Linked DNA regions of Homo sapiens: region 2 is linked to region 1. Evidence: read pairs that join two places in POLR2A ChIA-PET (ENCODE). Cell type or tissue: IMR-90. All regions are shown on one strand. Links, peaks and the distances in the headings refer to the core of each region. The heading gives the core; the rest is flanking DNA. Region 1 overlaps KCNMB2 (potassium calcium-activated channel subfamily M regulatory beta subunit 2). Region 2 overlaps KCNMB2 (potassium calcium-activated channel subfamily M regulatory beta subunit 2).

Evidence for each region. Peaks named below come from ENCODE experiments on the same cell type or tissue, not always from the same donor. Only the 100,000 strongest peaks of a DNase experiment are listed, where the experiment ranks them.
Region 2: POLR2A ChIA-PET joins it to region 1 with 5 read pairs; 2 of 35 experiments call an interaction of 5 or more read pairs at or near these places.

What each region holds. Positions count from the first base shown.
Region 1 is chr3:178,695,168-178,710,902 of GRCh38, reverse strand. All of the region lies in intron 1 of KCNMB2 (potassium calcium-activated channel subfamily M regulatory beta subunit 2), which reads right to left. All of the region lies in intron 5 of KCNMB2-AS1 (KCNMB2 antisense RNA 1), which reads left to right. Among named protein-coding and RNA genes, the nearest start is that of KCNMB2-AS1, 160 kb to the left of the region's middle. RefSeq lists an enhancer at 3,012-3,221. In IMR-90, for the core only: a CTCF peak has its summit at 7,449; DNase peaks (open chromatin) are centred at 4,752 and 7,122; H3K27ac peaks cover 1,046 bases.
Region 2 is chr3:178,636,203-178,651,937 of GRCh38, reverse strand. All of the region lies in intron 1 of KCNMB2 (potassium calcium-activated channel subfamily M regulatory beta subunit 2), which reads right to left. All of the region lies in intron 5 of KCNMB2-AS1 (KCNMB2 antisense RNA 1), which reads left to right. Among named protein-coding and RNA genes, the nearest start is that of KCNMB2, 110 kb to the right of the region's middle. In IMR-90, for the core only: no CTCF peak of the experiment used is centred there; no DNase peak of the experiment used is centred there.

The DNA.
Region 1 (15,735 bases), core at 3,726-11,725:
GGGTTGAGTAAACAAATGAATGCATAATGGATGTAACAGAAGAAGCATTAGAAGGACCTCAGATCACGAGGCTGAAGTAAAATATCAATACTATAAGGAGGTTTAATGTTAAAATAAAATTAATAAGAGCCTCAAGGAAAACTTTCAAGGTGCTTTCTACCCCATTTAGTACTAGGGAGAATTTGAATGTTTTAAATGGCTTTCATCTGCATAATGGCTTTTCTTTGGCCTCCTCCTATACACAGAGACACGCACACACACTCACGCACACACATACACATATGAGTGGGGGAAACCTCTGAAAACAACCTGCCTCCAGGCCTTGGGCTTAGTTATAGCCCTCTATAAACAGGGGTTCCTATAGGTTGGGGAGGAGAAACACAAGTTTGGTTTCTTCTAGCTGGCATGCAAATCTGGAATTTAGGATTATTGAGGTCTGAGGCTTGGAATAAGGCACCTGAGAATTGTGTCTTCCCAATAAGGTTCTCTCCAAAGTCCTAGACTGCCCTGCATTCCTTTCCCCGGTTTGAATATGGGTAGTTCAAGGTAGTACTTTCTTACAATGGGGAAAGAAGAAAAAAACCTCAAGGGAAGTTCAGAAGTGAATATACCTCTGGGCCCTGAAAAGGCCTTGCTCTGAGAATGAGCTGAAGTGAGCCCCTGCTTGACTCCAGTGGCTTGAGGGTGCCATTTAGTTCATGCCTTGGATTCCTCCTGCCAGTGGTAGGGAAAAAATAAAACTTTATATTAACTAAATTAATATAGTTAATTTTTGGTTAACTATATTACTTCAGGTCCCTGGAGGCTACCTGCCAGGGATGGGAGGTTATCTGAATGGATAGGTACACACAGGAGCTTCAGAGTTCAGAGAAGGTAAATGTGCATTTCCAGAGCTTAGACTGAGATTTAAGTGCTCGGTATAAATTGCTGTTGATCCTGGGCTCCTCTGAAAGTTTTTGGACCCTAACTATATTTTGCACAGGGACCTTATCCATACAATCTCAGCTGCTTTATCTGTAAAATCAGTGAAAATATTTTTCTCCCAGAATTGTAGTGGAGATGAAACAAGATGTACATAGAATGGCTTAAATGAGCAGTACAAATAAAATCTGGGGAAGACTGGGAAACAAATACCAGGATTGCCTAAACTGGTGTCTTAATGTGTTAATTTTTAAAAATTCTCAACTTCCACTAAAACAAAATTTCTACTTGAAAATTTTGTGAGTTCATTTGAAGTCACTGAACTTAACTGAATGAACAAAATTCCATTCTGCATAATATTCTGCAATTTATACTTTTTACCATTTCAGATGTGCCCTTTCTGATGTTTGAGTTAGGGAATCGTACTGTATATAAAACAGTCTTAAAAAATCCACATTGTGTTAACCCGTCTTTTGCTATTGACCTAGCACTGACAGTGACTGCTGCTAGTGACAATCTCAGAAAACCAGTGTAAAATTAAATGCCATCTTCTGTGGTTCTGTTTCAATACTTTGCCATAGCCTATAGCTAGAAGTTTAATTCAAGACTTCCCTAGAGCTGAAGCCCAGGTGATTTAGCCACGATGCTTGGAAAGCAGGAAAACTGTTGCCTGGCAACCGGAAACATTTGAAAATATCCAGTACATTTTCTGTTTCGCGTTCACAGCCCTCTTGATATTCCAATACACATAGCAGATGTTAATCCTCCTGTTTGAATTTTAAAGGCATGAAACAGAGTAGTGAAAAGTGGAGACAACGTTTTCATTTGCAAACTAACAAATTGGCTTCGGCTCCAAATCTTTGGGAATTTGCAGAGACTCATTTTCTTCATGTTGATTTTCCCTTCTTCTTCCCCTAAATAGAACTAGTACACTGCTATTTTTTCCTCCTTTAACCTATAAGAGGAGTTAAGCTTCTTATAAATCAGAAATGCTTGCTGGGAATGTTGATAAAGAAGGTAAAGCTAGAAAGAGACTTTAGAGTATTATTTATTCATTCGCTCATTCATTCATTTGTTCTTTTACTCACCCATTGGTAAATTAACAGATGCATGCTGTATTGTTAGTAATTAAGAGACAAAAACCAGACACACTTAGGTTCAAATCTATCTGTCTGAATGACTACATTTGAAGTTATTTAACCTCTTACTAAGCTTCAATATCCTCTTTGTAAAAGGGAATAATAATAGGAATTGTGTTATAGGGGCTTTTTTTTGCTGAGAATTAAATGAAATAAAGCAGGTAAAGGGATCAACATAGCTCATGGTATAGAGGGAGCACTCAATAAGTTGTAGGTGATGCTATTGCTACTGTTGTTATTTTTGTTGGTAAAGTCCCACTCTAAGGCCACACTATGGTATGGAGGTTTCTATAACTTCATGGAAAACAGTATAAGCTCTGCCATCAGACTACCTGTATAGCTTTGAGCAAGTTTTATACACTGTAAGTGCCTCAGTTTCCTCAGGTGTAAAATGAGGTAAACAATAGCATTTTACCCCACAGTTTGTTGAGAGAATTAAATGAGAGAATGTTTTTTAACAGCATAGCCCAATGCCAGGCACAGAGAGCTAGTGCTCCATGAAAGCTGGCTTCCATCACCATTATCATTATTACATATTACCACCACTGGTAGTACAAAGATGAATAAACCATGGTCCCTGTTCTTGAGCAGTCTTGTGAGGGTATATGCATTCACTGGAGCACACTTAAAAATGATTACCTAGAAGGGGGCAGGTATGATAATAGAGCTACAAACAGAAAGCCCTAGAAACCCCAATAAGAGTATTATCCTCCTAAGGCAGACACTGAAACTATGGTTCTCTTAAAAGATAAACTTTGGCATGTTAACATTTTAAAGAGTTTATTTGAGCAGATAGCAATTCATGAATCAGTCAGCTCCAAACTGGAAGTGATTTAGGGCTCTGTCCAAGAGGCACAAAGGGAAGGATTTAATAGGTTGAATGTGGAAGTAGAGCAAATAAATTATTCGATTGGTTAAAGTTTGAGCAATTGCCTTACTTGGACTGTCCTGGTGGGAAGGTCCAGACAATATAAGTAGTGGTTAGTTGGCCTCCTGTGATTGGCTGAGCTGAAGTTTTGTTTTCTTTTAAATTAGCCCCTTACAGGAAATGAATCTGAGCTAGGTTTCTATTTGCTTAGGTAGGAACTCAGGGTGTGAGAATCACCTCAGTCTAATGGCTCCCATTTAATGATTTTAACAGTTTTCACTGTTGGCTGCATATTAGCATCGCCTTTAAAAATTACTTATGCCTGGGTTCTCCTCCCAGAGATTCTGAGAATTGGCACAGGGTATCATCTGGGCATCAGGAATTTTTAAAGCTCTCAGATGGTTTTAATGGGCAGCCAAGTGCAGAATTACTGTGAGGTAATCACCACTTGATCCTGATCATCTTTACTGCGAAATTGGCACAAGTATCTGAGAGGAGCTGTGAGGTTCTTATCCTTGTTATCTCTACCCCTGCCAAGAGCATGGCACTTCAGAGTACCAACTGCAACAGAAGCAAAACTTCTGATTTTTCCAAGTAGTAGTGCTGGCATGCAGATACTGACAGTAATTGCTCTCATTTATTTAGAATATTTTATCTCATTTAACCATCCCAACAACTCTGAGAGCTACTTTTCTCTTCTTTACACAGATGAGAAAACTAATGATAAAAATATTTAATTAGTTTACCCAATGTTTCACAGCTGGTAAGTAGCAGATGTCTCTGTTCCACTCAACTCACCTCAAGGTTTATACCAGAGGCCCTGAAATTTGACCCTGAAAATAAGTATCACTTGCCACTCATATCCTCCCTTAGGCCTTTCTCCTTCTGTCTCCACTTGCACTTGCAAATGAAAGAGACTAAGTATTCTTTACTTTTTTTCTTTTTGCTGTATATGTATATATATTTATTACACTTTAAGTTCTGGGATACATGTGCAGAACGTGCAGGATTGTTACATAGGTATACATGTGCCATGGTGGTTTGCTGCACCCATCAACCCGTCATCCACATTAGGTATTTGTATTCTTTCTGTGAGTCCTCTGATGGCTGCGTTTTGTGTTGATATGGTAAATAAGTCAAGCTAACTGTAAAGCTTCTTTGGTAGAGGAGTCTGGTGTTTTCCTGAAGGCACAGAAACATTGGTGTGGACTATAATGCGCACTTGCAAAAAACTGGGGATTTGGGAAGGTGCAGATAGCAAGTTATATTAGAGTTGGGTAGAGTCTGGGGTGCAGAGAGAGCTGTTCTTAATCATCAAGTGATAAAGTTGGGGCCTGGCAGAGGGATTACAAACTGGGAAAGAATGACTTCCTCTTTTTTATGAAGTTCCTGAGGGCTCAGTAGTGCTGGCTTGGATTGGGAGTTGAAAGTTTGGAGATTAGAAAGGGGTACAAGGCCAGATATTGTGTCTAGTCAAATGTCATCTGCACCCATTGGGAAATAGCGTGGACCTTCTAAATGCTCCAAATGTGGTTATTTCTACACAAACAAAGACTAGATGGTGAGGGTTGCTAATGGCACCTTACCTTTGTCAAGGGCATATAATTGCAAAAAGGAATGTCAGCTGTTGTGTGGGGAGGTCCTCCCTGTGCCAGGCGTTCTGCATACATTATCTCATTTAATTATTATAAAATTCCTGTGAGCTTAGTATTATCGTGACCTTGCTACAAATAGAAACACGGATTCTTCAAGACTCAGTACTTTGTGGAAGATCAAGCAGCTGGTAATTTGAGAAGTAGGCAAATAAATACCTTCTGTCTCTGGTTGCTGACACCAAAGGCAGGAAATGTGGGTTGTCAGTGCATGTCTTGGAGTGGTTATTCATGTTCAGCCTTGGGCAACTGACTGTGAGCTCCGACAAGACAAAATTTTCCCCTCCCTCCCTACATATTTAAAGGTGTGTCTTGGTCTGATGTGTGGGTGGTAGAAGCAGGAGCTTCATAGAATGAAGGCCAAAGTATGTCTTCTACATTTGTGCCTTTCTTCCTCCGCTTCTATGTCTATGTTTCTATGTAATGTTTTTGGCTGAAGGAGATGGGGTTTTATTTCTCCTACCACTGACTCCAAGGTATTTGACATTCTGTTTCCTGGAGGAGATGGCTTTGACTCCAATTTTGGTATTTCCTTTTAACTGTGATTATTTCAGATATGCTGAATATAAATTACCATTCAAAAGCATAGGAATGAATAACAATAATTTTTAAAGGTTTTGTTGGCAAAGAAAAGGCTCTTACAGACAACTATAAAAAGCATTCTTTTTTTAAGTTTTTCCCAAAGTGCAAACATCATAACCCTTCTGGAGTGTGTATGTATCTGGAACTTATTTTTAAGCATTCTTTCCTGTGTGATTAAGCTCTAATTTGAACAACATTTCTGTAATCTTTAATTTTATGAAAATAAAACCTACTCTCTCATTTATATTACTTGAAGATAGACAATGAAACAACTTTTCATAATTTCACAGTACCTGATACAAGTTCTTGGCTAGGCCAGCTTTAGCCTATGGAACGACCTAAGAGACAAGTGAGGATATTATCTCTTACCCCCAAGAAGCTGCTGCACAGTGGCAGCATGGTTTTCACAGGCCTGAGATTCATTCCCTTCTTTGCTGCTTGGGATAGGAAGTGACTACCTAGAAAATTGTCCAGGGAATCACCCCTCCATCAATACTGTTCAGGGACTCAGAATAGGCCTCTGCTCAAAAGTCTGAGGTGAAGCTACCAGAAGGGCTGTATAGGGATGTAGTGGGTGGGCAGGTTCCCAGGATATGACTGGTTTAGGCTACCAGCTTGAGGATTGGGGTTGGGAGCATGAGATCTGGAACCATGGATTTATGGGAGAGAGTCTGGGTTTTGGCTTAGAAAACCCTAGAAAGGAGCTTACAGGAGAGTTTATGCTAACTTGGATTTGAGTTTGAAGAGGAGGAAAGGATGATAGTGGTGATGGTGGTATATACCTAGAGAAGTAGAAATAGAAATGAAAGAGCCTGGAGACTTGTGAAAATTTCATCTTATAGGAGTCAGGAACTGAAGATGGTTGGAAAATATCTTGGCCATTCAAATATACCATTTATTCATAGCATTTAATGAAACGACCCTGTGAATAGCCTGGGAATGAGCATGATGCAAGAAAGGTGGACTTTAGTCTTGGTTCTCTCATTAACTGGTGTTGAGTTTAACAAAGCCAGTTAACCTCTTGAGTCTCATGTTCTTAAATTGTAGGAGAGGAAGTAAGGTGATTGCTTTCTTGTTCTCCCTTCCAACAAGGTATCTTTAAAAACAGATTTCCATCTTTGTGAAGGGAAGATACTTGTCTAGAGAAGCACTGATGAAGAAAATTTTTTTTTGCAATGATAGAAATATTCTATAACCATGTGCCAATAAATACAATAGCCACTAGCCCCATATGACAATGGAACACTTGAAATATGGCTAGTGAGACAGGAATATGGAATTCTTAATTTTGTTGGATTTAATTAATTTAGCCTTGTTTGGCTAATGACTACCATATCTAGACAGATATCTAAGTCTAGATAAATTTGAAACACATAGTATGCTTCTAGGTTTGGAATGTATGCAGGGGTGATACCCAGAATATTTTACAGCTAGCATAAAAAAGGGAAGAGACTATCTCTTATTAGTTGACCTCTCTGCTTGGGAGCTGCCACGATGAGTTTGAACTGTCAGAAAATGTTTGTTTGGGAGTGTGATTTACATAGCAAATCAAACATAGGGCATGTCAATTTTTACAATGACACTTGAAACCTGGTTGTTTTCCCTGGAAGATGGAGATTTTAAATAAAATTAAACATAAAAAGACTTTGTCAATTTCTAATGCCATATCTTTCAAATTCCAGCATTATAAAGTGAAATGATTCTTTTCTCCAAGTTCTGATGTCAATTGGTCTATAAACGAAAGCATTTTCTTTATTGCTTGAGAGATTCACCACAGACCTGACTCTTGAATTTTTTCTGGACTTAAAACTCTGGGAATTGTGTTACTTTATGCTATCATTTAAACCACCTTGTTCCTCACTCTAACATCTTATAATAAATGTGTGAAGTTACTCACAGATGAATTCCTTTTGATTACTCACTGTTTAGAAAGAGATTGGGTCTACAGCAAGCTGGGTTCCACATGGAAAAGCTAAGATAAACACACCCATGTAAGTAGATACATGATTACATAAACAAGGCCTGTGGAGAATGTTCATACATTCATGTGACTCTCAAAGTTTTTATGACTCATTTATGCTATATATATTTTCCTATAATTTTGGTCCAGCATTAGCTGAGTACTGTTAGCTAAAGAATAACAGTTTCTCTTTGCTGTGATTAAAACCCTTGGTTTCTTTATCAATTTCAACATGAATAATGAACACGAACAGCTACTTTTTTTGGGGGGGTGGGTGCCTGAATGGGACTTACCAGGGTCTCCATATCATCCCCTGACTGAAATGACCAGCAGGAGGCCAGAGGAGTACAAATGGAGAACTAAATACCTTCCTTTTCCTTTTTTCTCCCCTTTATCTAGCCACTTCTGTTTTTCTAAAAAGCCTTGGGAATAATGGAATGGTGGAAAGCATGTAGGCAAATCCCAACTCCAAAAACATTCCAGTTCTGTGGCCCTCCACTCAACCCCTTTTCTCACTTGCAAAATGAGTCTATGAGTACCTGATAGAGATAAGAATGTATTCGGCACTTAGCAAATAGGAGCCCTGAATAGATGGTTATTAATATTATTGGTCAAGAACTCGTGGTCATTGTCATCATCTCTCTCCTTTTTGTTTATTTACTGATTCTCTTTCCCTTTTTTCCTGTTAATATTAATCATCCTTCAAATATTTTTCTTGACTATCTTAAAACTTAAAGGGAATAAGGCTATCTGTACAATTAACTACATAACTAATCTTCATCCTTCTCCTCTTGTCTCCCAACCTTTCCTTGGCCTGAAAATACATCCCTACCAACAAGCCCATTACTATATACATGATGATAAAGTTGCAGGAAGCAGGTAGGATAAAGCTACTTAAGCAGAAGTAAAGGAAAAGTTGTTAAGAACTCACTTTGTATCAGGCAGTGGGACTAGATGCTTTTAGTAAGGAAGAATGTCTGGCGTATCTGCCCTAACTCCACCTGCTTCCATGAACAAAGATTTGACAGTGATGGTCTCAGACTCGGTTCATATCCCTTGATTAACTGTTTTTTAGCACTGATATTTGTGTAGATGTGAAGGCTATTGGAGCTTTAAAAAATCATTAGATGAAATTTATTTTTGCTTGAAAAGTCTACATAGAATGTAAGTGGCATTAATTAAGTGAGTTTTGATAGGCAGTCACAGTAAAATCCTGTAGGGGAGGACCTTTGGCTCTTGTAATACAGCTCAGTGGGGCTCAGTTTCACACTCAACCAGGCAAATTCTCTCATTAGCTTTATTTATTTATTTTTATGTATTTCTTTATTTTTAAATATATATATATTTATTATACTTTTTAAGTTCTAGGGTACATGTGCACAAAATGCAGGTTTGTTACATATGTATACATGTGCCATGTTGGTGTGCTGCACCCATTAACTTGTCATTTACATTAGGTATATCTCCTAACGCTATCCCTCCCCCCTCCCCCCACCCCACAACAGGCCCTAGTGTGTGATGTTCCCCTTCCTGTGTCCAAGTGTTCTCATTGTTCAGTTCCCACCTATGAGTGAGAACATGCGGTGTTTGGTTTTTTGTCCTTGTGATAGTTTGCTGAGAATGATGGTTTCCAGCTTCATCCATGCCCCTACAAAGGACATGAACTCATCATTTTTTATGGCTGCATAGTATTCCATGGTGTATATGTGCCACATTTTCTTAATCCAGTCTATCATTGATGGACATTTTCGTTGGTTCCAAGTCTTTGCTATTGTGAGTAGTGCCGCAATAAATGTACGTGTGCATGTGTCTTTATAGCAGCATGATTTATATTCCATTGGGTATATACCCAGTATACCCAAAATGGTAATGGTATGGCTGGGTCAAATGGTATTTCTAATTCTAGATCCCTGAGGAATCACCACACTGTCTTCCACAATGGTTGAACTAGTTTACAGTCCCACCAACAGTGTAAAAGTGTTCCTATTTCTCCACATCCTCTCCAGCACCTGTTGTTTCCTGACTTTTTGATGATTGCCATTCTAACTGGTGTGAGATGATATGTCATTGTGGTTTTGATTTGCATTTCTCTGATGGCCAGTGATGATGAGCATTTTTTCATGTGTCTGTTGGCTGCATAAATGTCTTCTTTTGAGAAGTGTCTGTTCGTATCCTTCACCCACTTTTTGATGGGGTTGTTTGTTTTTTTCTTGTAAATTTGTTTGAGTTCTTTGTAGATTCTGGATATTAGCCCAATGCCATCCCCATCAAGCTACCAATGACTTTCTTCACAGAATTGGAAAAAAACTACTTTAAAGTTCATATGAAACCAAAAAAGAGCCCTCATTGCCAAGTCAATCCTAAGCCAAAGGAACAAAGCTGGAGGCATCAGGCTACCTGACTTCAAACTATACTACAAGGCTACAGTAACCAAAACAGCATGGTACTGGTACCAAAACAGAGATATAGACTAATGGAACAGAACAGAGCCCTCAGAAATAATACCACACATCTACAGCTGTCTCATCTTTGACAAACCTGACAAAAACAAGAAATGGGGAAAGGATTCCCTATTTAACAAATGGTGCTGGGGAAAGTGGCTAGCCGTATGTAGAAAGCTGAAACTGGATCCCTTTCTTACACCTTATACAACAATTAATTCAAGATGGATTAAAGGCTTAAATGTTAGACCTAAAACCATAAAAACCTTAGAAGAAAACCTAGGCAATACCATTCAGGACATAGGCATGGGCAAGGACTTCATGTCTAAAACACCAAAAGCAATGGCAACAAAAGCCAAAATTGACAAACGGGATCTAATTAAACTAAAGAGCTTCTGCACAGCAAAAGAAACCACCATCAGAGTGAACAGGCAACCTACAGAATGGGAGAAAATTTTTGCAATCTACTCATCTGACAAAGGGCTAATATCCATTCTCTCTATAGCTTTAAAACTTTGTTTGAAGAGTAGTTTAAAGCATCAACAATTTCTTGTTGTTGGTTTTTTTTTTTACACTACTCATCAAAAAGATATTGGTGATTGGGGATGAGTTAGCTGGAAAAAGTAATGAGCTCTTGTTTCTATGTCACGAGTAATATATGTTGCAAATATCTTCTCAAATCTCTTCCTAAATCTCAGTCATATTAGGCATGGGAGGATATTTAGAATTCTTATTTTCTGTAAGGAAATGGCCATGTGAGGATCCAGAGCATATCTTTTCACCTTCTTGGGCTTGTTTTCCTTTTGAGAAAGAAGGGCATTGGGCTAGCCCAATATCACTGTATGGCCTGAAAAGTCCTTTCACTGAATCTAAGTTCCAGTGGTCCAGGGATTTAATTTACCTCCCTGGTAAGGATAGGAGGCTATAAGAGAGCTTGTGTATATACTTTCCAAAATATATGTGTACTTTATTAAGCCTTTAGGCTTAAAATGGAATTTTAAAGAAATCCTATAAATGTTTTAGACAGTGAAGTGGAATTATTTAGTTGATAGGAGATAAGTACTGAATTGGTTGTGAGAAGATCTGGTATTTTTTTAAGCTAGTTTAGTATCCATAAGCAACTAACATGGGCATTAATATTTGCATTGTAAAATTAATGTAATTATATCTGCACAGAATTATTTTGAAAATTAAAAGAGGCAAAGTGAGTGTCTTCTGTAGGCTTGAGTCAAGAACTCTCAGTCATCTTGGTAATACTGGCTTGGATAGATGCCTAGAGCTGCTGGAAAAAGGCCAGAACTTTCAGATCTTCAGAGGAAAGGCACCGACCTTGCATGGGCCATTGCACACTGGGACTCATTTTTGAACCACAACAGCTCCAGGGGAACTGGTGAGTTCAATTGGCAAGGAGAAACTCTTTCTTGCCACAGGCCTCTAGAACCCCGGCAGGAGGGGAACCCTCGACCACCACATGACACTTGAGGTAGCAGCAAGAGCTGCCTAGAGAAGTGGTGGGATGGCAAGCCAGCTGATGTGAAGCCCAGAGGGTTTGGTGCAGGAGTGTCTGTAGTGGAGCACGGTCAGGGACAGCCATCCCCCTAAGCTCAAATTGCTCTCATAGGAGACTTTAGCCCTAGGGGAATTGTCAGTTCTGATCTCCGCAGGGTGGTCTTGGACATCAGACGGGGTTGGACTGACCTGAGCACCCCTTGGTCTCCTGGCCTCTCCCAGGGCCCCAGCCTGGTCATGCCAGCTTACAGAGCAGTTTTGGGTGCCCGGGGGGCCCACACCATAGCTTCTGTACTGGCAGACCTTACCTGACTGGCACAGAGCTCCAGTGAGCCAGCCCCTATGGCCTCACACCAGCCTGTATGCCCCCTCCCCATACTGCAGCTTTCCCCAAGCCCACATCAATTCCTCATATCACTTTGCTGGTGTGTGTCTTCACAGGTGGGTTTTGCATTACTTTGCCCATCAGGATGCAAGAGTGCAGTCCACTCCCCTTCACTCACTAACCACCATTGCAGGGAGCCTTGGCTGGCACAGAGCCAGCAAGCCCCACCCTCACCAGAGCCCTGCTTTTGCACTAACACTGTGCAGACAACAATGGATCCTTCTATGCCCTGAGTGATCCTGCTTGCAGGGCATGGAGAAGGCACCCAGGCCTGAGCTAGTCAGCATCCTGCCCCAAGCCAACACCACTTCTAGTGCAACAGCACACATAGGCTCCAGCAGGGGCCCTCTGTACCCCCTGGTTGCATTGCCCCCACCACTGTGGTGGATGCCCACAGGATGGCAGGCAGCCCTGCGTCTGCTAGCACTCTGCTGCAGCTGCTGCACCTTGGCCCTCCCAGCACAGTGGACTCCAAACCTTGAAGAGCCAGATAATAAAGTTGGGGCCGAATATGAGTCCCCCAGAGTTGGAGCATGCAGTCTAGCAGTTGGGAGCTGAGGGTTGGCCCCCTAAAATCTCCCAGAGACAAAGTCAGTCAGCTGAATCCACCTTATACCACAATTAAATCTCCAAGGTTGTCCAATAGAATAAAAGAAAAAAATCCAAAAATCAGCAACCTCAAAGATTGAAGGTAGATAAACCCACAAAGATGAGAACAAATCAGCACAAGAAGTCTGAAAACTAAAAAATGCAGAGTGCTTTCTTTCATCCAAACAACTGCATCACTGCTTTGGCAAGGGTTCTGAACTGAGCTAAGATGGCTGAAATGACAGAAAATAGAATTCGGTATATAGATAGGAAAGAAATTCACTGAGCTACAGGAGTATGTTGAAACCCAATGCAATGAAGCTAAAAATTATGGTAAAACAATGCAGGAGTTGGCAGACAAATAACCAGTAAAAATAAGAATGTAACTGACCAGATAGGGCTAAAAAACACAAGAATTTAATAATGCAATCACAAGTATTCATAGCAGAATAGACCAAGTGGAGGAAACACTCTCATAGCGTGAAGATTGGCTTTCTGAAATAAGACAGGCAGACAAGAATAGAGAAAAGAGAATGAAAAAGAATGAAGAAAACCTCCAAAAAATATGGGATTATGTAAAGATATGAATCTGTGACTCTTGGTGTTATGAATCTATGACTTATTGGTGTCCCTGAAAGAGATGGGGAGAATGGAACCAACTTGGAAGACTTATTTCAGGATGTTTTCCATGAGAACTTCCCCAAACTAGCTAGACAAGCCAACATTCAAATTCAGGAAACACAGAGAACCCCAGTAAGCTACTTCACAAGATCATCCCCAACACACATAATCATGATTCTCCAACATCTAAATGAAAGAAAAGATGTTAAAGGCAGCTAGAGAGAAAGTTCTGGTCACCTACGAAGGGAAGCCCATCAGACTAACAGCAGACCTCTTAGCTGAAACCCTGTAAGATAGAAGAGATTGGGGACCAATATTCAACATTCTTAAAAAAAAAACTTTTAACCCAGAATTTCATATCCAGCTAAACTAAGCTTCATAAGAGAAGGAGAAATAAGATTCTTTTCTGACAAGCAAATGCTGACGGAATTTGTTACCACAAGACCTGCCTTATAAGAGCTTCTGAAGGAAGCACTAAACATGGAAAGGAAAGACCATTACCAGCCACTACGAAAACACACTGAAGGACACATACCAGTGACACTGTAAAGCAACCACATAAACAAGTCTGCAAAATAACCAGCTAACATGATGACAGGATCAAATCCACAGATGTCAATAATAACCTTAAGTGTAAATGGGCTAAATACTCCAAATAAAAGGCATAGAGAGGTAAGCTGGATAAAGAACTAAGACCCATTGGGCTGCTGTCTTCAAGAAATCCATCTCACATGCAATGACACACATAGGTTTAAAAGAAATGTGTGGAGAAAAAATATACCAAGCAAATGGAAAACAGGAAAAAGCAGGGGTTGCAATTCTAGTTTCTAACAAAATAGGCTTTAGACCAACAAAGATCAAAAAAGACCAAAAAGGGCATTACATAATGGTAAAGGGTTCAATTCAACAAGAAGATCTAACTATCCTAAATATATATGTACCCAACACAGGAGCACTCAGATTCATAAGGCAAATTCTTAGAGACCTTCAAAGAGACTTAGACTTCCACACAATAATAATGGGATACTTTAACATCCCATTGAAAATATTAGACAGATCACTGAGACAGAAAATCAACAAAGGTATTCAGGACCTGAACTCAGCCCTGGATCAAATGGACCTGATAGATATCTACAGAACTCTTCACCCCAAAACAACAGAATATACATTCTTCTTATTACCACATGGCACATACTCTAAAATTGGTCACATTCAGAAGTGAAATACTCCTCAGCAAATGTAGAATAATTGAAATGATAACTAACAATCTCTTGGACCACAGCACAATCAAATTCAAATCAAGACTAAGAAATTCACTCAAAACCATGCAATTACAAGTAAATTGAATGACTTCCTTCTGAATTTCATTGTTTACTATTTGGTAAAAGTAATTTACTTTTTGGTAAATAATATCATTATTTACTTTTGAGAACAAAGATACCACATATCAGAATCTACAGGACACAGCTAAGGTGATGTTAAAAGGGAAATTTATAGAAGAAAATGCACACATCAAAAAGTTAGAAAGATCTCAAGTTAACAACCTAATATCACAACTGAAAGAGCTAGAGAATCAAGTGCAAAGAAATCCAAAAGGTAGCAGAAAATAAGAAATAACAAAAATCAGAACTGAACTGAATAAGATTGAGAAATGAAAATACATTCAAAGTATCAAAGAATCCAGGAGCTGATATTTTGAAAAAAATTTGATAAAATAGACAGACTTCTAGCTAGAATAATAAAGAACAAAAGAGAAAAGATTCAAATAAACACAATCAGAAATGACAAGGCGGATATTACCAGTCACCTCACAGAAATACAAACAACCATCAGAGAATATTATGAACACCTCTATGCACACAATCTAGAAAATCTGGAAGAAATGGGTAAATTCCTGTACACATTCACCTGATATGGTTTGGCTGTGTCCCCACTCAAATCTCATCTTGAATTGTAGTTCCCATGATCCCCACAGGTCATGGGAGGGGCCAGGTGGAGATAATTAAATCATAAGGATGGTTTCCCCCATCCTGTTCTCATGATAGTAAGTTAGTTCTCATGAGCTTTTATGGTTTTATAAGAGGCTTTCCCTTTCACTGGGGACTCATTCTTCTCCTTCCTGCTGCCATATGAAGAAGGACATGTTTACTTCCCCTTCCACCACAATTGTAAGTTTCCTGAGGCCTCCCAGCCAAGCTGAACTGTGAGTCAATTAAACCTCTTATCTTATAAATGACCCAGTCTCAGGTGAGTCTTTGTTAGCAGTGTGAGCATGGACTAATACAGTAAATTGGTGCTGGGAGAATGGGGTGCTGCTATAATGATACCAAAAAATGTGGAAGCAACTTTGGAACTGGGTAACAGGCAGAGGTTGGAACCATTTGGAAGGCTCAGAAGAAGATAGGGAAATGTGGGAAAGTTTGGAACTCCCTAGAGACTTGGAGGGCTCAGAAGACAGGAAGATGTGGGAAAGTTTGGACCTTCCTAGAGACTTATTGAATGGCTTTGACCAAAATGCTGACAACAATATAGACAATGAAATCCAGGCTGAGGTGGTCTCGGATGGAGATGAGGAACTTGTTGGGAACTGGAATAAAGGTGAATCTTGGTATGCTTTAGCAAAGAGACTGGTGGATTTTTTACCCCTGACCTAGAGATCTGTGGAACATTGAATTTATGAGAGATGATTTAGGGTAACTGGAGGAAGAAATTTACAAGCAGCAAGACATTCAAGAGTTGATAGAGCATAAAAGTTTGGAAAATTTGCAGCCTGATGAGGCAGTAGAAAAGAAAACCCACTTCGTGGGGGAGAAAGTCAAGCCTAATGCAGAAATTTGCATAAGTAGCGAGGAGCCAGACACTAATCACCAAGACAATGGGGAAAATGTCTCCAGGATATGTCAGAGACCTTAATGGCAGACCCTTCCATCACAGGCCTGGAGGCCAAGGAGGGAAAAAAGGTTTCCTGAGCTGAGTCCAGGGCCCCCCTGCTCTGTGCCATGGGGACTTGGTTCCCTGTATCCCAGCTGCTCCAGCCATGGCTAAAAGGGGCCAAGGTACAGCTAGGGC
Region 2 (15,735 bases), core at 3,305-11,304, 59 kb after region 1:
GTCTTTAATCCATCTTGAGTTAACTTTTGTATAAGGTGTAAGGAAGGGATCCAGTTTCAGCTTTCTGCATATGGCTAGCCAGTTTTCCCAACACTGTTTATTAAATAGGGAATTCTTTCCCCATTGCTTGTTTTTCTCAGGTTTGTCAAAGATCAGATGGTTGTAGATGTGTGGCATTATTTCTGAGGCCTCTGTTCTTTTCCATTGTTCTATTTATCTGTTTTGGTACCAGTACCATGCTGTTTTGGTTACTGTAGCCTTGTAGTATAGTTTGAAGTCAGGTAGCTTGATGCCTCCAGCTTTGTTCTTTTTGCTTAGGATTGTCTTGGCTATATGGGCTATTTTTTGGTTCCATATGAACTTTAAAGCAGTTTTTTTCTAATTCTGTGAAGAAAGTCAATGGTAGCTCGATGGGGATAGCATTGAATCTATAAATTCCTTTGGGCAGTATGGCCATTTTAACTATATTGATTCTTCCTATCCATGAACATGGAATGTTTTTCCATTTGTTTGTGTCCTCTCTTATTTCCTTGAGCAGTGCTTTGTAGTTGTCCTTGAAGAGGTCCTTCACATCCCTTGTAAGTTGTATTTCTAGGTATTTTATTCTCTTTGTGGCAATTGTGAATGGGAGTTCACTCATGATTTGGCTCTCTGTTTGGTGAATAGGAATGCTTGTGATTTTTGCACATTGATTTTGTATCCTGAGACGTTGATTTTTATCCTGAGATGTTGCTGAAGTTGCTTATCAGCTTAAGGAGATTTTGGGATGAGACGATGGGGTTTTCCAAATATACAATCATGTCATCTTCAAACAGAGACCATTTGACTTCCTCTCTTCCTATTTGAATGCCCTTTGTTTCTTTCTCTTGCCTGATTGCCCTGCCAGAACTTCCAATACTATGTTGAATAGGAGTGGTGAGAGAGGGCATCGTTGTCTTGATCTGTTTTTCAAAGGGAATGCTTCCAGCTCTTGCCCATTCAATATGATATTGGCTGTGGGTTTTTCATAAATAGCTCTTATAATTTTGAGATACGTTCCATCAATACCTAGTTTATTGAGAGTTTTTAGCATGAAGCGGTGTTAAATTTTATCAAAGGCCTTTTCTGCATCTATTGAGATAATCGTGTGGTTTTTGCCATTGGTTCTGTTTATGTGATGGATTACGTATATTGATATGCCTATGTTGAATCAGCCTTGCATCCTATGGATGAAAGCAACGTGATCACGGTGGATATTCTTTTTGATGTGCTGCTGGATTCGGTTTGCCAGTATTTTATTGAGGATTTTCGCATCAATGTTCATCAGGGATATTGGCCTGAAATTTTTTTTTGTTGTTGTGTCTCTGCCAGGTTTTGGTATCAGGATGATGCTGGCCTCATGAAATGAGTGAGGGAGAAGTCCCTGTAGTTCAGAAGGAGTACCCAGATTCATAAAGCAAGATCTTAGACACCTACAAAAAGACGTAGACTCCCACATAATAATAGTAGGAGACTTTAACACCCCACTGTCAATATTAGACAGATCATCGAGACAGAAAATTAACAAGGATATTGAAGACTTAAACTCAGGATCAAGCGGACCTAATAGACATCTACAGAACTCTCCACCCCAAAGTAACAGAATATACATTTTTCTCAGCACCACATCACACTTATTCTAAAATTGACCACATAATTGGGAGCAAAACACTCCTCAGCAAATGCAAAAGAATGGAAATCATAACAAACAGTCTCTCAGACCACAGTGCAATCAAATTAGAACTCAGGATTAAGAAACTCACTCAAAACCATACAACTACATGGAAACTGAACAAGCTACTCCTGAATGACTACTGGGTAAATAATGAAATTAAGGCAGAAATAAATAAGTTCTTTGAAACCAATGAGAACAAAGACACAATGTACAAGAATCCCTGGTACACAGCTAAAGCAGCATTTAGAGGGAAATTTATAGCGCTAAATGCCCACAGGAGAAAGCGGGAAAGATCTAAGATCAATACCCTAACATCACAATTAAAATAACTAGAGAAACAAGAGCAAAGAAATTTAAAAGCTAGCAGAAGACAAGAAATAACTAAGCTCAGAGCAGAACTGAAGGAGAAAAAAGTCAATGAATCCAGGAGCTGTTTTTTTTAAATGATTAACAAAATAGACTGCTAGCCAGACTAATGAAGAAAAGAGAGAAGAGTCAGATAGATACAAATAAAAAATGATAAAGGGGATATCATCACTGATCCCACAGAAATACAAACTACCATCAGAGAATACTATAAACACCTCTACTCAAATAAACTAGAAAATCTAGAAGAAATGGATACATTCTTGGACACATACACCCTCCCAAGACTAAACCAGGAACAGTCAAATCCCTGAATAGACTAATAACAAATTCTAAAATTGAGGCAGTAATTAATAGCCTACCAACCAAAAAAAAAAGCCCAGGACTAGACAGGTTCACAGCCGAATTCTACCAAAGAGGAAAAAAAATTCTATAGATGATGTTGGGAGAACTGTTGCAGTATATGGAAAAAAATAAAGCTGGATCCCTACCTCACATAATATGCAAAAAGCTTCTAATTGAAATAACTTCTAAACAAGAATAGTAAAAATATGAAAAGAATAGAAGGTGATGTTTATGAGTATCTCTAGTTTTTATGTGGAGAAGAATTTATTGAACAAGACTAAAAGAGCTTAAAACATAAAGAGCAAAGATGATGAACTGATTTACATCCAAACAAAAATTATATTCAATGAAAGAGAACACAGGAAAAATTATCAGAAGATGAAAAACTAAGACAAGTTACTTACAAAATGTAAAGCAGATAAAGGAAACTAACATCTAAATCATATAGGGAATTACAAATCTGTAAGAAATGGCAGGAAACCTAGGAAAAATGGGCAATACCATGATTAGGCAATTTAGAGAATGAGCTACCTATGTCTATGATGAATAATGACATTAAGATATAAGCAACATCACACTTATTAGAGAAGTGCAAATTCAAAAAACAATGAAATACCACTCCACATCCATCAAATAACATATATTAGCACACCAAATAATGCCATGCTTTGCCAAGGACATGGGGAATTGGAAAATGAGGCAGCAAACTATAAGTGACATTAAATATGCAAATCCTGGTGCCTAGATATGTCTATAAACCAAAAAATCTTTAACAGACTTATATGGAGTTGATGTTTATTTGTTACGGCAGCAAGGAAAGAAAGCAAATTGAATGTCCAGCTAGGCTAACAGATAAGTAAAATGCAATCTATGCATTCCATGGAATACAAGTTAGGTTTACATAAAAACAGAATGGTTCACTCAAGAAGTGTTAAGAGAACAAAGAAATGACTTATTTTTTATGTTTTTGTTTTGTTTTGTTTTGTTTTTAAGAGACAGACTCTGACTCTGTAGTTCAGACTGGGGTAAAGTGGCATGATCATAGCTCACAGCGTGCTGCCTTGAACTCCTGGGCTCAAGTAATCTTCCCCCTCAGGCTCACAAGTAGTTGGCACTACAGGTGCATGCTGCCACATTTGGCTAATGTTTTAATTTTTTTGTAGAGATAGGGTCTTGCTATGTTGCCCAGGATGGTCTTGAACTACTGGCCTCAGGTGATCCTCTTGCCTCAGTTTCCCAAAGTGTTGGGATTACATGCGTGAGCCATTGTGCCTGGTAAAACAACTTATTTATGACATAATATTTTTGTGTATATCATATATGGGAACATATATTTCAAGAATACATAGAGCTCTGAATGAATGTGTGAAAGTAGAATATTAAATTCTTTAGTGTAGATACCTATGGTGCAAAGAATAAGAGTGTTGGTAAGGAACAAAGGGAAAAATAGGGCTCTGCATGCACTTGATGAGAGTGTGTCATGAGCTAAGAAATGTGATTAATTCAGTGTTGTGCACTTGAAGTCAGAAGAAAAAAGAAAAGACAATATGTACTGTATAAATGAAATTAATTATTTATATATAATTATATCAAAACATTACTGATATTCTCATGTTTGAAAGTAATAACCATCTGTAATCATTTGACTTAAAATGAGACCTTTATTTTTCATGAATTGTTAGCAAATATTTGTTCTACGATTATATGTCCTACTATATTTTAGTATGTCCAGAATCGTGTCCACGTTGCTCTTTTCTATATCCCAGCAACCTAAAACATTACTGCTGGACCATGATGGATTTTCAGTAAAGGTTTGATGAATAAATAAATAAAACTGCCTTGGTTATCCAAAAATCATGAAGGGAAGCCTACTTAACTATTATTAAGTACTTAATGTGCTATAGGTAAATAACATGTATTCTCATTTAATCAACAAAACACTATGGGGTAGCCTTTCTCATTTGCATTTTATAGATGATAAAACTTGGGTTCAGATAATTTAAATAACTTTTTTAAGCTTATAAGTGGTGGACTTAGGATTTTAACTCAGGTTATTATGATTCTAGTGCACTCTGTTAAGGCTCTGGAAACAGGCGAGTAATCACAAGACATTGCTAAATTCTAGTAGAAAGCAACTAAACTCTTTTTCTCATTTATTTTCGTCTGCAAATTTTGTCCATAGTGTATGTCTAGAATTAAAAAGAGAAATATGGAAAAAAGCACACAGGTAATGAACTTCATCTGTCTAATAGGAATTTTCTCCCTTTATTTTATTATTTATTTGTTTGTTTTTTTAATTTGGAAGGAGAACTTTGTGTCTTATAAAGGGTTGCAGCCTGTGCAGTGGTCTTTCTGACAGGCTAGGAAGCATATTTATCCTTACAACTGGCATTAGCAGACGTGCAAACCAGAGAGGTCCAGCAGCAGGCAAGCTGAGACTTAAGTTAGAACTGGATAGATTATAAATTGATGTAGCAGAATCAACATATAAACATACTTCATAGCTGTCTTTTTTATTGCATCTATTTTCAATTACAGTATAGCTATAAGATCATACTTATTTTTCTTAAAGCTTCTTAGCATTTATCCAACAATACTATATATGGAGAAGTTGATTCAAGAGATCAATTATGTGGCTGTATAATGAAGTTTACTATTGAAAATGCTTTTTTAATAAAGACGATTTATCTGTAGAGCTGGCATAGATTTTATTGAAGTCATTTTTCTCCTTATTGAGTGGAGGATAAATGTTCTTTAATGAATTCTGTCACCAGGAACAGACCAAGTTCATTAACAGCACGACACACTATTAACTTACTATCCAGAGCTGTGGCTTGGGAGATTGATGCCAGAGAATGCTTCCATCACCCTGTCTTCTGTAGTCCTAACTAATTCTCAGACCTGCTGGTCGGAAAGGATTGTTTCAGCCTCGCTTACAATAGCAGGTTCTTACTTCTTTACAGTGAGTGTCATGCTTTCCCTGGACTACAACATCAACATCTCTGGCCCCACAGCTGTTTCCCTTTTATCTTCCTATAAGTCAGAGAAACAGATGCCCTTTGTCCCTGAGAGGTTCAGTCTGTTCTTTTCTGGCTGGCATAGCTAAATTATACTAAGTTTGGGCCAAAATGAAGCTGGCAGTTAAACCAAGCTTATAATGTAGAGGAAACAAATTAATGTGCTGATGATTCATCAAAACCTTTGTCATGGAGGTTGAGCCATTGTCAGATATTTGCCTGTTTCCAGAGTCCTTAAGAGTCCACTGCCCAGCACAGATTGAAATGAACCTTGGGCTCTCCCCTACAGCTGTTTGATTTCTCTGTGATCTTCAAACTATCTCTCCAGGACTATCATCTAGGCAGGGACACAGATAGCCTCAGGAAATAAATGTTCTCAGGCCCACTTCTCTGGACACTGTCACCTTTTTTGTTCCAAGCTACATTTTCTTGTGTTCAGATGAGACGTTTCTCTTGATAACCATGGATGCAGGTAACTGTATGCAGATGGATGTGAGACGCGAGGGTCTGCCTTACTTCTAAGCGGAAAAAAATATGTGCCCTCATTATGTGATTCCAGGAGGACCACAAAAAACTCCTGTCCCCCTTCAAGCAGCACTAGACATTCTATCAGATTTGTTAAATGCCTAATACTTTTTATTCCATTAAAAGGTAATAGGCACATGAGGCTTTTTGGACACATATGTTTCGCAGACCCTTTCATGCTGTGCCTCACCCATATGCTCTCCCTCCCCACCTCAGTCAGAGTACAGCCTCCAACTGCCTGCTGTGAGCACTGGTCTGTCTTGCCTGAGGGCTTTCTCAGGCCCCCAGAACCGGCTCTGTGGCTGGGTTGGCAGAACGGAAGTGCCACTAACACTGATCCAGGAGCACCCTAACCAGTGAATGAATAGATACCTCCACTCTCTTTGAGCCATTCTCCTACACTGGCTCCCAGGGCTGCCCTGGTGGGATTGCACATCAGTGGCCCATAGAGGTAGCTAGCTTGATATTTTCCCCTTCATTGACTGCCTTTCCTTCCTGGACTGAATTTGCATCCCCCTTACAGATGTTTATTTCCCCTGCCAAAGAAATGAATGGCACTGGAATCATTGTCTCAGGAGTTTGCTTTCAGAGGATTCTAAGTACAAAAGGCAAGGAGAGAAAACATAAGAATCTTGGATCTTAGGCTGGGTGCGGTGGCTCATACTTGTAATCCTAGCACTTTGGGAGGCCGAGGCGGGCAGATTGCCTGAGGTTGGGAGTTCGAGACCAACCTGACCAACATGGAGAAACCCCGTCTCTACTAAAAATACAAACTTAGCTGGGCATAGTGATGCATGCCTGTAATCCCAGCTACTCAGGAGGCTGAGGCAGGAGAATCGCTTGAACCCGGGTGGCAGAGGTTGTTGTGAGCCGAGATTGCGCCATTGCACTCCAGTCTGGGCAACAAGAGCAAAACTCATCTCAAAAAAAAAAAAAAAAAAAAAAATCTTGGATCTTAAACAAGGGAGGGGAACTACCATTAGAAAAAGAAGGCAACGTTTTAAAAAACAAGTACCTATGTCTTAGGTGCTAAGGACCTTGAAAGGCATTTTCATATACATGTCTTCATTTAACTCAATTTAATCTAATCTAGTTCGGTTTGGTACATTCTTATCCCTATTTTATAGGTGGGTAAACTAAAGCTCTACAAAATGAACTTGTCTAAATTCATGTAGCTTGTAAGGGATGTAGAGCTTTGGTTCATACTGAGATTGTGTGACTCCAAGTTCGCTATTTCTTCTGTAACACCATGTTTGCCTGCTACTCTGCCTCACAATTTTGGGTAGTGCGAAAATAAAAGCATGGGTCTATGGCAGAAACTGATGCAAAGCTAAGAGGAGAAGCTGACGATGCACACATACACATGTCTTTAGCTTAAGGACAATCTGTGAACACATTGGAGCTTAAGTGGCCCCATCTTAGCCTTCCTCAATCATCTCACAGATGCAGCACTGCTGCAGAGGGCCTGCTAAGCCAGGCAGGTGGAGTTCCAGGTGTCTCAGGATGAGTGTAAGCCCTTAGTGTGACAGAGTGCAGTGGTTCTTATATAGTTGTGTCTGGCTATGATACTTATCACATGGCGCCATGGAGGACATGGACTTTGAAAATCAGCAGCCCTGTGGTCCAATTCACATCTTCCCCACCTGGCCCTCTCCAACAACACTCCAATAATGACCCACCTCTCTTCCTTGGCTAAATGTGCTCTCTCAGTGCCTTTGCACACTGGTGCCCTTTGCCTGGAGTTCCTTCTTGCTTCCTTTCTATCTAGAGAGTTTCTCCTGTATCTTGAAGTCCCAGTCAAGCACCACCTTCTTGGGAACCTTCCCTGATTTAGGCATTCTGGTGGAGTACTTTGTTTTTGCCTTGCTCGGAGGGTATTATCATTTCTTTCAGATCTCAAAAGGACTTCTGGAAACCAGGTACAGTTAGTGACATGGTGGAACTGGGGGAGTATTTAATGTGCTGGTTTGCCTCAGAGGACATGGTCTGTGAGAAGGCTGTTGATTGGATATCTAAAGGTGTGAAGTGTGAAAAGGGATGGAAAAGACTGGCATATGCCTCTATATCCTTCTGGTAGTTCCATGGGCAAGGTCTAAGCTCTTGAGGGATGATGATATTGAAGACAGAGTTGGCGTTCTCAGACAGCTCTGAGAACTGGGAAGTGGTATCACAACAGGCAATGTAGATTGAGGAAGAAGAAGGCAACGTGTGTGAGGAATCCTTGAAAGTACCTAGAAACAACAGGGCGAGTCCCTAAGAAAGTCAGGCTAGAGGGTTTGAAATTTGGGGCATTTCTATGACTGGAACCTACTGTTTCCTGTGGGCTGGGGAGATCAGGGATGCCTGACTTTTAGCTCCTGGAGAGCAGTGAACTTATCTTTTTTGACAAGATTATCAATATCTTGAAATAATTATAGATTCACAGTATGTTGCAAAGAAATGCACAGGAAAGTCTCATGCACCCTTCCTCCACTCTTTACCAACATTAGTGTCATGCACAACTGTAATACAATATAAAAACCAAGAAATGGACACTGCTACAATCTGTAGAGCTTATTCAGGTTTCAGCAGTTATACATGCATGTATGTGTGTGTATATATAGGGCTATACAACTTTATCACATGTTTAGCCTCATGTAAACACTACTACAATCAAGACACTTAATTGTACCATCATCACATGACTCTGTCATGTGACTGACATCTTTATAGTCACCACTTCTATCCCTTCCACTATGATCCCTAACCCCTGGCAACTACAAACCCATTCTCCAGCTCCATAATTATGTTATTTCATGAATGTTCCATAAATAAAATCACTAAGAATCAATCCTTTGAGATTGGCTATTTTCATTTGGCATAATTTCCTTGAGGTTCATCCAGGTTATTCCATGCAGTGGTTCATTCCTTTTTATTGCTGAGTTGTATTCTATGCTATTGTGTACCAAAGGGACCTTGTCCCACCCAGCACATAGCTGGAGCTCAGTGTCAGCTATGTAAAAGAATAACTGACTCTACAAACAACTTGCTGTGTCAAACGTCTTCTGCAGGTGGGGAAAGTTGAAGCTGGTTATTTCCATAACATTTAAAACAGGTAATTGTTTTGACCTTCTGATTGAAATCCACTGCCATGAATCCCCTTAAATGACCAGTCACCTCATTTGAATGATGAAGAAGTAGATCAAATAAGACCAAATGATACAACAACTGCATTTGCATGCTGCCATGATCAGGCCAAATTTTAAATTGGTGATATAGTTGAAAACTTCAGTTTTTAATGTCTTGATTACACTGCAAGATTTTCACCCCAGCAATGGAGTTTAACAAAAAATTTGAAATCCCAGGAAATGAAATTGCATTAATGATGGACTTTATGTATAAAAACCTGATGAGAGGATCTCAGAACATCTTCTCCCTAACTTGCACTTCTAATAATATTAGTATCTTCCATTTCTATTGCACTTGAAAATTATAAAAGGTAGCTTCATACATACTGTTGTGCTTAGTATTGAATTAATACTGTGAGGAAGGTGGGGAGCACAGGGTGGTGCTGGTGGTGGGTGTTATTGTCATTTCCCTGGACACATAAGAGAACAGAACCACAGAGGTGTCATCTTATTTGTCCAGGACTGCACAACTACTTAATTCATAAGCCTGGTTAGAACTCTGATCTTCATTCTACTTTCACCCCATTTCTTATGGATAAATAAACACTTTTTAGAAAAGGAGAAATCTGTGCTTTTTTATTTGGAGACTATTTCCATCATTTGACCTTTACAATCCCAATGTCAAAATATCCCATATGTGTATTTCTGTAGTAATCACTTGCTGAAAGTCATGTTTGTATAAAACAAAATCTCTATCTGAATTGTTTTTCCCCAAACAAATCTTAGAGATACTTAGAATAAACTGCTGTATATTATTACACATGATTGCAGTAATTTATTTTACCTGGGGGCAAAATCCTAGCTATTTAGTAAGTCTTATAAAAATCTCCAGATGGCTTAATTATACCAGTTTAGAAACTAAGGGTATAAAAATAAAATGGATAAATAAGCATAATTTAGAAACATATTGAGATGAAATATAAAAGTTAAAAAGAAAGTTTTTAAAAATAAGATTTACCCATTCATGATAAAAACTCTCAACAAACTAGGAATAGAGAGGAACTTTCTCAACTTGAAAAGAACATGTACAGAAATCCTAGAATTGGCATGATGTTAAAGAGAAAGAGAACATTTCCTCTAGGGAACAAGGAAAAAAATTTAGCTCTTACTACTTCTGTTCAACATTGTACCAAAAGTCCTAACTACTGCAGTAAGGTAAAAACAAGAAATAAAATGCATACAAAGTGGGGAAAAAGAAAAAAAAGCTTTATTCATACATATGATTATGTGTGCAGAATATCTCAAAGAATCAACAAGAAACCCTCCTGGAATAAATCAGTGATTATAGCAAGGTCCCCGAACAAAAGGTTAATATATAAAAGCCAATTGCTTTCCTTTTACTAGCAATAAACAAATGGATTTGAAATTTAAAAAAAATAGTATCACATAAAATTGCACCAGTGAAACTTAAGTATAAATCTGACAAAATATGTGTGGGTTCTATATGTGAAAAACTACAAAACTCTTTGAAAAAATCAAAATAAATGTAGAGATATCCCCATTTATTGATTTAGAAGACTTAATATTAAGATGTTAATTCTTTCAAACTTAATCTATAAAGTTAACACAATATCAGTCAAAATTCCAGGAAGCTGTTTTGTAGATATTGACAAACTGATTCTAGAGCTCTTATAAAAAAGCAAAAATCTACAATCAGTTACACAATACTGAAGAAGAACAAAGTTAGAGAACTGAAACTATCTGATTTCAAAAATTAATGTAAAGTTAAAGAAATCATGACAGTGTAGTATTGGTAAATTAATAGACACATAAATCATTAAAACTAAATTCAGAGTCCAGAAGCAGACCCAAAGAAACATGTTCAACTGATCTTTGACAAAGGAACACAGACAATTCAATGGAGGAAAGGTAGTCTTTTCACCAAATGATAATAGACCAATTGGATCTCCATATGCAAAAAAGAAGAACCTAGACACAGACCCAGAGACCTTATTACTTAAAAAAAAATTTAACTGAAAATGGATCATTGACCTTAATGCAAAACTACAAAACTTCTAGAATAAGCATAGGAGGCAATCCAGGTGACCTTGGATTTGGTTCTCAGTTTTTAGTACAACCCCCAAAGCACAATCTATGAGAGAAAAACCAATAAGTTGAACTTTATTAAAAAATGAGAATTTTGGCTTCATGAGTTGGGAATTAATTTTTGGTTGTCAAATAATTAACTTTTAGTCCAGATGAGTTTTCAAATATATATAAACAAAAAAAGAGGAAAATTTTCAAGGCATAGAGACTTAGTGATATGGTTTGGCTCTGGGTCCCCACCCAAATCTCATGTCAAATTGTAATACCCAGTGTTGGGGAGGGACGTGGTGGGAAGTGTTTGGATCATGGGGGCGGATTTCCCCCTTGCTGTTCTTGTGATAGTGAGTGAGTTCTTACAAGATCTGGTTGTTTAAAAGTGTGTAGCACTTCACCCTTTGCTCTCTCTCTCTTGCTCCTCCATGGTAACACATGCTTGCTTCCCCTTTGCCTTCTGCTGTGATTGTAAGTTTCCTGAGGCCTCCCAGCCATGCTTCCTGTACAGCCTGTGGAACTGTAAGTCAATTAAACCTCTTTTCTTCACAAATTACCCAATGTCAGGTAGTTCTTTACAGCAGTGTGAAAACGGACGAATACAGTTACCAATAGAGATAGTAGCGTCTTGTGCCCATTTCATTGTGTTGTAGTAAGTCATGATATATAAAGTCCACAAGAATGTGAGGTTGAAAATAAATTTTAATATTTCATGGCATTTTTTTTTTCTAGGACAAGGGAAAACATTGATATTTATTGGCATGTGTTCTGTGTCAGACATTGTACTAGACACATACATAACAGTATGAGGAAATCTTTTTCTTTCCTACTTTTAGCCATGAGGTTAATACATGCTCACACTGATTCCATCCCTCACTCCATACAGAAATAATAGAAGGATGTTATGCAAGACATGCAAACTAAGAACTTGATTTAAAAATTGAAAAAACCATTTAATTTTAAATGTCCTTCTGATGTTGTATAGAACCACATGGCACACGTAGGTGTGTGGATGTGCTATAGTGAATCCCATTTTTAAAAAAATTTCCAAGAGGCCTGAGAAGTGAGTGATAACTCACAGAGAGTGGAAGAATAGAAAGGAACATGCAACAGGGGAATGGACCATTTAGGATCAGTTTGAGAAGAGCCCTTTTTCCCAAAGGGGAAAGTTACTCCTGAGGATGAAGAACCCTGGGATTTGGGTTATATAGATATTATTTTATTTATTTTTATTAATAACTTTGTCATATAAGTATTATTTAACCATCTTGTAGATAATGAAATGAGTCTCAGAGAGGTTAAATACTTTGCTCACGATAACACAACTAGTAGTAAATAACAGAGGAAGGATTTAATCCTTGTCTAACTCCACAGCCAATGGACAGTACAGTATAGTGATCAAGTAGGTAGATTCCAGTGTCAAATTACTTTGATTCTCTTTCTGTGATTTTCACTTATTAGCTGTTTAACCTTGGATAATTTATTCAACATATCTGTGCCTCAATGCTCACATCTGGAAAATAGTGATATGATCTCATCAGATTGCTGTGAGACTTAAATGAGATAATTAATGTCAAGATTTTAATACATTACAAGGTGTATAAAACAGATCATATATATCAACTGGAATTATTTTAACATGGCTTTGCTTCTGTCATAAGCAGCAAACAATATTTGAAGATGTTACTTGGATTTATAGAAATTAAAAAAAATCTATTCAAGGGTAACTCTAGTACAGCTAAAACCGATAAAACAAACAAGAGTAGAAAGACATCTAACACATGAAATCTGTAGCTACCACTGCATAATGTAGAAACCTACCTTAAGTCAATGGTCTATATTTCTAGAGTAAATATAAATTACATGGATGTTTAAAAAATCTATTTAACAATTTAAGTCTTTGGATATCCATAAGGAAATGATTGACTAATGCTATTTTAAAAGGCTTGTATGAAAGAAGTCTACAAGCATTTGGTAGTCTGTACCAGAACAGCCCATCTAAACAACCCCTCTAATTGATATGTTCTTTCTACTATCTAAGAAAATACTTCCTGGTCAAAATGTAATTTCTTTCATATCTGTCTCCTCTGATGAGACTTCAACCTCAATACATATGAATTGGGGCCAAAATATATACAAGACACTACATTAGTTATTTAAGCTTACATTCTTGTCAAGAGTGTCTTTTAGTGAGTATTTTATCATAAAAAGTGAGAAGTGCCATAAGAGAATTGCAGGTAAAACACTGTAGGTGTTTGGAGGCAGAAAATATTGCTTCCAGCAGGAGGATGGGGAAAAGCTTTAGAGAAGAGGTGGCATTTTATTGGTGCCTTGATACGAGAGTAGATTCAGACATGCAGAGATAATGGGGAAAGCAATCTAGAGGGGAATAAAAACAGGAAAATATAAAGAAAGGACCATGCAGTTCAGTAAGTTAGGAGTGTATCTGAAAGAGATTAGAAGGAAATGAACCAAAAAATGTTTGGTTGAAATGAGGTTGTGGGGATCTCAAAAAACAGTCTGGGGAGTTTGAATTTTACACACAGGCTAAAGGGTACAATTAAATGTGTTTAAGAATAGTAGACTTTTCCCTGTCCTTTGAAAAATAACTCTGGTAGCTATTTCCAGAATGGGCTGGAAGACAGAGAAAATAAGTGAGGCCGCAAATTAGGTATTGTGGAAATCCACAGAGAGGTCTGAATCGAGGTGCTGATGGTGAAGAGGACGTAACTGCTATGAGTTGTGGCAGTTGAATCAGCAGGATTGAGCCCTGTTTAGATGAGTGTCCAGGAACAGAAAGGAGTTTAGTAAATCTGAAAGCTGTATCACTAAGAGGGTGCTGGGACTCCTCAATAAAAACAGAAGTATTAGAAGATTCAGGATTGACAGAAATACTGAAATCATTGTGGGACTTAATAAGTTTGAATTTATCTTATAGAACACCCAAGTAGGAACATGTCCAGTAAGATGTTGTAAAGGGAGAATGGTCTATCAGAGACAGAAAATAACTACCATATGCAGGGTTTGTTATGAGCCTTGGGTTTCTTCTACCATGCTTGTGACTACCTAGTATCTCCAGGTTTGCCCCATGAGTTTGTTAGTGGTTTCTTCATAAACCATCTATCCCTGTATGACCTTCATTTCACTTGTGTTAGACCATTTACATTCATTTACTGAATTAGAACAATAGGTATGGGACCTCACAAATTTTCTTTTTCTATAATTTCACCTTATAGATTGGGGAAACTAAAGACCAATGTAATTAACTATCTTCTAAATGTTATTAGATACTAATGAAGAACCTTCTCACCACTCCCTTCCAGTGTCCAAGTTCTGCTGTGTCATAAGACAGTTCTTCCCATCCCTGTGTCACAGGAACTCCTAACCTCAAGAAAAGAAAATAGGAAACAAAGATAGTTTGATCATGCTGGTGAAGCCACATAGAAAAAGGAATGTTTTTACAATGTTAGTGGGAGTGTAAATTAATTCAACCGTTGTGTAAGACAGTGTGGCTATTCCTCAAAGACCTAGAAGCAGAAATACAATTTGACCCAACAATCCCATTACTAGGTACATACTCAAAGGAACAGAAATCATTCTGTTATAAAGATACATGCTTGCATATGTTCATTGCAGCACTATACACAATAGAAAAGGCATGGAAGCAGCCTAAATGCCCATCAATGATAGATTGGATAAACAAAATATGGTACGTATACACCATGGAATACTATGCAGCCACAAAAAAAAGAATGAGAGCATGTCCTTTGCAGGAATATGGATGGAGTTGGAAGTCATTTTCCTTAACAAACTAATGCAAGAACTGAAAACCAAACACCACATGTTCTCACTTATGAGTGGGTGCTGAATGATGAGAACACGTGGACACATGGGGGAACAACACACACTGTGGTCTGTTGGGGGGCATGGGCTTAATACTTGGGTGGTGGAATGATCTGTGCAGCAAACCACCACGGCACATGTTTACCTCTGTAACAAACCTGCACATCTGGCACATGTACCAGTGTACTTAAAAGTTGAAGAAAATAAAAGCAATGCTTAGAAGAGACTCCAATGATAGAGAAGGACGATTCTTGGAAAGAGGTCCCAGATGGCTTGCTCAAGCAGTTTTGTGTATTTGTCCCACATGAAGGTGAAAAGAGTGCTGGAAGCTTCAAGATACTCAAGAAGCTAAGAGAGTGAGTGCAGTTTTTCTTTCTGATTATATATTAAGTCCCCAATGCACAGTGATATCACAAGGCAATTAATTCAGACATGGGTCCCTCTATTTGTGTTTTGTTTTTAAATGACATGCGTGAAAAACATAATTCATCTAAGTTGAAGAGATTTTTTTAATGTTACTTGTGCCTCTTACTTTATTTTATTTTTTTCGTAAGTTATTGGGGTACAGGTGGTATTTAGTTACATGAGTAAGTTCTTTAGTGGTGATTTGTAAGATTTTGGTGCACCCATCACCCGAGCAGTATACACTGCATTATATTTGTATTCTTTTATCCCTCACTCCCCTCCCATTCTTCCACCCAAGTTCCTACAATCCATTATATCATTTTTATGCTGAAGGGAT